2 separate regions of the Homo sapiens genome follow, and region 2 is linked to region 1. Evidence: chromatin contacts called from ENCODE Hi-C or POLR2A ChIA-PET data. All regions are on one chromosome and are shown on one strand. Each heading gives the region's core, a stretch centred on a gene start or an enhancer-like site at or near the end of the contact. The rest is flanking DNA. Distances are from core to core; before and after follow the strand shown. Region 1 overlaps CALU (calumenin). Region 2 holds the start of FLNC (filamin C).

Evidence for each region. Hi-C counts contacts between places; a loop is a spot of excess contacts on that map. ChIA-PET counts read pairs that join two places held with the same protein, here RNA polymerase II (POLR2A). Pooled maps may share reads with other maps.
Region 2: a loop to region 1 is called in a map of transverse colon, with 9 times the contacts of the local background. The contact joins the promoter of FLNC here to the enhancer-like site in region 1. A Hi-C loop is called at or near these places in 19 of 168 maps with a recorded cell type or tissue (IMR-90, Right ventricle myocardium inferior, ascending aorta and 12 more) and 15 of 50 pooled maps. POLR2A ChIA-PET finds 5 or more read pairs at or near these places in 12 of 52 experiments (AG04449, AG04450, BJ and 9 more).

The regions. Positions count from the first base shown.
Region 1 is chr7:128,754,645-128,757,698 of GRCh38, forward strand. The region is part of intron 3 of CALU (calumenin); the gene reads left to right. Among named protein-coding and RNA genes, the nearest start is that of CALU, 17 kb to the left of the region's middle. Within about 2 kb of position 1,757, at least 6 of the 41 ENCODE cell types and tissues checked have a DNase peak (open chromatin) inside an H3K27ac peak, as active enhancers do; they include IMR-90 and transverse colon, where a contact is called at or near this core.
Region 2 is chr7:128,829,028-128,831,727 of GRCh38, forward strand. It overlaps FLNC (filamin C), which reads left to right and starts at 1,379. Exons shown (of 48, transcript NM_001458.5): 1 at 1,379-1,962. The coding sequence starts at 1,611. RefSeq lists a silencer at 1,435-1,596.

The DNA of each region.
Region 1 (3,054 bases), core at 507-3,006:
GGCAGGAGTTTGATATGAATCAAGACGGCTTAATCTCCTGGGATGAGTACAGAAACGTGACTTATGGCACTTACCTGGGTAAGGGGCAAGATGTCAGCCTGGCAGGGACCGTGGTCTTGAGTCAAAGAAACAAATGGGTCACACAGTAAAGGAAAGGAAGCTTATCTTAAATAGTTCAATTCAGTGCTAAGCTGATTCCCTTTATTAATTTTAAATTTGTATATTATGTATTTTTAAATTTGTTTAATTTTTGTTTTCTGAAGTCTGGAAGTCTGGTATCTTCTACATTTTTAGCATTTTACATATATTTTACCATTTTTTCTTTATGTCATCCCTCATAGAGACAATTTTTGGAGTAGATTTCATTTAAAAGAATACATTGGGCTGGGTGCCGATAGCTCACGCCTATAAGCACTTTGGGATGCTGAGGCAGGAGGATTGCCTGGGCCCAGGAGTTTGAGACCAATCTGGGCAACATAGGGACACCCTGTCTCTACCAAAAAAAAAAAAAAAAATTTAAATTAGCCAAGCATGGTGGCACACACCTGTCCTAGATACTCAGGAGGCTAAGGTGGGAGGATCACTTAAGCCCAGGAGGTTGAGGCAGCTGCGAGCCATGATTGCACTGCTGCACACCAGCCTTGGGGACAGAGCGAGCTCTGTCCAAAAAAAAAAAAAAAAAAAAAAAAGAGGCTATGAGGCTACATACTTCCAACAGTGCAAAGCAAGGGGCTTTGAGATGTTTCTTGACATGGTCCCAGTAAAGTGTTGGACCTAAAATTCAAACCAAATTAGATTTCTTTATAACTGGTGAGAAGTCTTAATAAAATAGTTTTCCTTAATAAAATTTAACTATTTCAGTATGTCTGCTTACTGAAGTTTGGAAATGAAAATTTCCCATTTGTTTTCTCTGGCACATGAGTTTATCAGCCTGCTTTGCAAGTGCTTTAAGGCAAATAAATGTTAATTTGATTGCTTTTTGTTGATTTGATAGCTTGTATGCTTGGGCCACCTGTTAGTAATTTTCTTTTACTTGTAACACTTGCCTGCTGCTGAATACTAGGCAGTGAGTCTTATTGAGTTGATGATCCAGGGTGTTTTTATTTGTGAAATTCCTCTGTTGTACATGGTTACAGTTTAAGACAAGAATTGTATTAATATAAATGAATATAAATGGTACTTTCTCCATTTTAATCCTGGAAATTAGGCAACCTTCTGGGTTAAAGCAAGCGTTCTCCGCCACTGACTAACAGTGAGTGTATAATGGATCTGTTTCCCCACAGATAGCCAGCTGTCTGCATTAATTACAGGACTGCATGCATTTCTGGTGAAGAGACTTTTATTTCTGTGTCAGGCTTGTTCTCATTCCTAAGACTAAAGTGGCACTCTCTCTCAATGCTTGACACTTAGCCAAGAACCAAACATATCCTTCACCCAATTAAGAACACATGTATTAAACAGTCAGCACAGATGGAGAGGCATCCTGCTTCTTGCTCTGGCTGAGACCCAACACCTTCCTGATTTATTTGGAATTAATGATAAATACAAAGCAAAGAGTAGGCTATTGGTGATCTAAACAAAATGGTGTGTAAATAAATCTCAGCTCCGACCTAGGCACTCACTTGCTGCCCAGAATGATTCTTCGGTGCTGTGTATGATTATGTGCATAAAAATCTGTTGAGAGCTCTGTTGCCTCACAAGGCAGATGATTCAACGTAATGGGTATTTCTGCTGCCTGAGACTGCATAAGCTGAAGCACTGGCTGGGAAGCAATGTCTTTATAAGGCATCTTTCCCCAGAGGCATGAGGGTGGACAGCACTGAGGGGGTCATGAGTCGGCTTAGAGAAGTGAGGAGTTTTTGTTACTGTGTGTTCTTGATTCAATTTGGAGTTCAGGTATAAATCATCATAGCTCTTAGTTAAAATCTGTCTCAATGAATCCGCTATCCATGAGAGAAAGGTTAACACTGTCTCTGCCACAAGGAAAATATGAAATACTGAGATCTACCCTGCCTATAGCAAAACTAGATCAAGAGCCTACCTAAAGCTGTATACAGGCCAGCTAGGGCCAAAACTGGTGCTTAGGATAAATACAGCATTCCAAGCAGAGCTATAGGAAAATAGGTTTTGTCATTAAAAATAAAGTTTTGGACAGGCACAGTGGCTTATGCCTATAATCCTAGCATTTTGGGAGGCCGAGGCAGAAAGGTTGCTTGAGTCCGGGAATTCGCGACCAGCCAGGGCAACAAAGCCAGACCCCGTCTTTACAAAAAAAATATTAAAAATTAGCCAGGAGTGGTAATACTTGTCAGTAGTCCTAGCTACTTGGGAGGCCGAAGCAGGAGGATTGCTTGAGCCCCAGAGTCCAAGACTGCATTGAGCTATGATTGCATTGCACTCCAGCCTGGGCCACACAGAACAAGGACCTGACTATAAATTAAAAAAAAAAAAAATTGTATCTTCCTGTTTCCCTCCTTATATATATATGTGCATGTTGCTATTAGGCTATTTGAGTCCAGTCACCATTTTTACCTTTTACCCCAAGGAGGGGAGGAGAGCACTTATGTAAGAATCTAGTCTTAAAGTATAAGTTGTCTTGTTATGTTTCTTATTTATGTTACATAGTCCTGAAACCTTGTTTAGAAGAGACACTTTAGTATCTGAGAAAGGCTTGTTTGCCTTACGTTCTCCATCTCAACCTATTATGGCTTTGAGTGTGTGTGTGTGTGTGTGTGTGTGTGTGTGTGTACACAGGATCCCAAAGCCTTATGACTCGTTAAGCTGTCTGACTGAATTTTTGACACTCAATAAAAAATGAAGCTTCAAAATGCTCAACTCTCAAAATAGTACAGTAGTTTTGTTTTTGTTTCTTTAAACTGTGCTTAAAGTATGGAAAGACTGAACAATCTCAAAGGTCAGCAGTAATGATGTTATTCTTAAAGGGGCCCTGTGGGTCTTTTTTATAAAAGCAGTGTCATATCCTTTTTATGTAATCAATATGTTGCAGGAACAATAATTTCTTACCATTAATGTGGTGTCTTTTACTTTTTAAAA
Region 2 (2,700 bases), core at 129-2,628, 74 kb after region 1:
CCTGACCAACATGGAGAAACCCCGTTTCTACTAAAAATACAAAATTAGCTGGGCGTGGTGGTGCATGCCTGTAATCCCAGCTATTTGGGAGGCTAAGGCAGGAGAATTGCTTGAACCTGGGAGACAGAGGTTGCGGTGAGCAGAGATCATGCCATTGCACTCCAGCCTGGGTAACAAGAGCAAAACTCCATCTCAAAAAAAAAAAAAAAAAAAAAAGAAAAAAGAAAAAGAAATACGTTCTCTAGCTCTTTCTCCTCACCCCAGGCCAGAGTCTGTTTGGGTGCCTCGGTTTCCCTGCTGTTCTATTCCCCAGGCCTGCAGCCTTTGGCTTGCCCTGAGTGCAGCTTTGCCTGGGCATCCCAGCTGGCTCCCTTAGGCTCTCCCTGACCACTCTGCCCCTGGTCCTGCCTACCCACCTGGTCACATTTCCCCCTGGCTGCTCTGGCTGGGGCTCTCCCTGTTTCTGCCTGGCTGACCCACCCTTTCCCTGGCAGGATCTGCCCTGTGGCCCAAATGGGCATGTTGCCCAGGGGGCTCCCTGGCACTATGGGGGAAGAGTCTCTCCTTCCCCTCTTATCATCTCAGTTGAGTCAGACTTGGGGGAGGGGGATACACAGTGTGAGTCACTGGGTACCCTTTTCCTGAGCTCAGCTTCATACCGAGGCGATGAGGCCAAACGGGCTGGTGACAGGGACACTGAGTCAGGGGCAGGGGCCCCGGTCTTACTCCTGGGCCTCTGGATTTGGGCCCTACATGAGGCTTTTCTATCTGTAAAGTCAAGCAATGGCTGGGAGGCACACACAACCCCCCGCCCCCCCGCAGGCTTCTCCTTCATTGGCCCGGGCAAGGTCCCTGCTTCCTCTCAGGCCGTCTCTGCACAAGCACACACACTTCCCTTCCCTGTCCACAGGTGGACAATGCCCTGGGCTAGGAGCCAGCCCTCGCAGGCCCTGTCAACAGCCTGCCACCAACTAGTCTAGAAAATTCTGTGAACACCAGATCAGTGGGTTTTGCCCTAATCACTGGCCTCAGTTTCCCCATTTACCTCTTCAGCCCGTGCGGGGTGTGGAGGGAGCATATTTCATTCCTGACAGTTTGGTGTGTTGGGTGTGGATGGAGAACTGTCGGCCCTCCCCGCCACCTTCCAGCGCGGCGGCACCGGGGGCCCAGGGGGTGGGCGCCCTCAACCCCGTCCCGCCGCCCGGGCGGCGCGGGGGAGGGGCGGCGGGGGCGGGGCGTCCTGTGCGGCGCGGCCCCCACCCGCGGGCCGGGCGGCATTCCTGGGAGGCCGGCGCTCTGACGTGGACCCGGGGGCCGCGGGCGCGGCGGGGGGGCGGCGGTCCGGGGGCTTCTTAAACCCCCCGCCCCGGCCCAGCCCGCCCTTCCCGAGCACCGCTCCGGCCCTGGAGGGAGAGAGAGCCAGAGAGCGGCCGAGCGCCTAGGAGGCCCGCCGAGCCTCGCCGAGCCCCGCCAGCCCCGGCGCGAGAGAAGTTGGAGAGGAGAGCAGCGCAGCGCAGCGAGTCCCGTGGTCGCGCCCCAACAGCGCCCGACAGCCCCCGATAGCCCAAACCGCGGCCCTAGCCCCGGCCGCACCCCCAGCCCGCGCCAGCATGATGAACAACAGCGGCTACTCAGACGCCGGCCTCGGCCTGGGCGATGAGACAGACGAGATGCCGTCCACGGAGAAGGACCTGGCGGAGGACGCGCCGTGGAAGAAGATCCAGCAGAACACATTCACGCGCTGGTGCAATGAGCACCTCAAGTGCGTGGGCAAGCGCCTGACCGACCTGCAGCGCGACCTCAGCGACGGGCTCCGGCTCATCGCGCTGCTCGAGGTGCTCAGCCAGAAGCGCATGTACCGCAAGTTCCATCCGCGCCCCAACTTCCGCCAAATGAAGCTGGAGAACGTGTCCGTGGCCCTCGAGTTCCTCGAGCGCGAGCACATCAAGCTCGTGTCCATAGGTCAGTGCCGGGGGCGAGGGCACGGGCGCTGCGGGGATAGGGTCGTCCCATGGGGCAGGGGCACAGGTGCGGGGTGGGCGCGCGGGGAGCTGAGAGACAGGGCGGAGGGCACCCCCCGGTATAGAGAGAAGACCCTGGCCCCGGCCCTCCCACCCATCGACAAGGGCCATGGGCACTGCCTGCACACCCCTCTGGGGACAGCGAGCACTCCCTGGGTGCCCCGGGGAGTCCAGGCCTTAGGGTTTGCGAGCCCTCCAGCTGCCGCCTCCCCATGCACATTCCCACCTCCCGCCTCGGCTCACCGTTCCCTTTCCTTCCATCGGGCAACCCTAGCCCACACTCGGGAGGACAGAACCAGTGCCTGTCACTGATTCCTGGGGGCATCTCCCCGCCCCCAACAAAACAAGTGGCTTCCCAGCTTCACAGCCCCTCCGCGGGCTGGGAGAGGGCTGAAGACAGGTCCCCAACCACTGCCCGCGTCTGCGGGCTCTGGGGCCGAGGGGAGCTGGCGCGGGAGGCCCTCTTCGTGCATGTGCTCAGCAGCTGGGTTCAGGCCCGGGGGCCAGGACAGGCAGGGCCCAGCCTCAGAAACCTAAAAAGGCACTGAGCGAGCGCGGGGAGACTTAACCCCTGTCTGTCCTCCTCCTGCTTCAGCCTGCGGTGGAGGGGGCTTCCGCAAGTCCAGGCCCTGCCCCAGCCCACCCCCTACCGCGGGATTGGCTGCAGCTAACGGTCTGG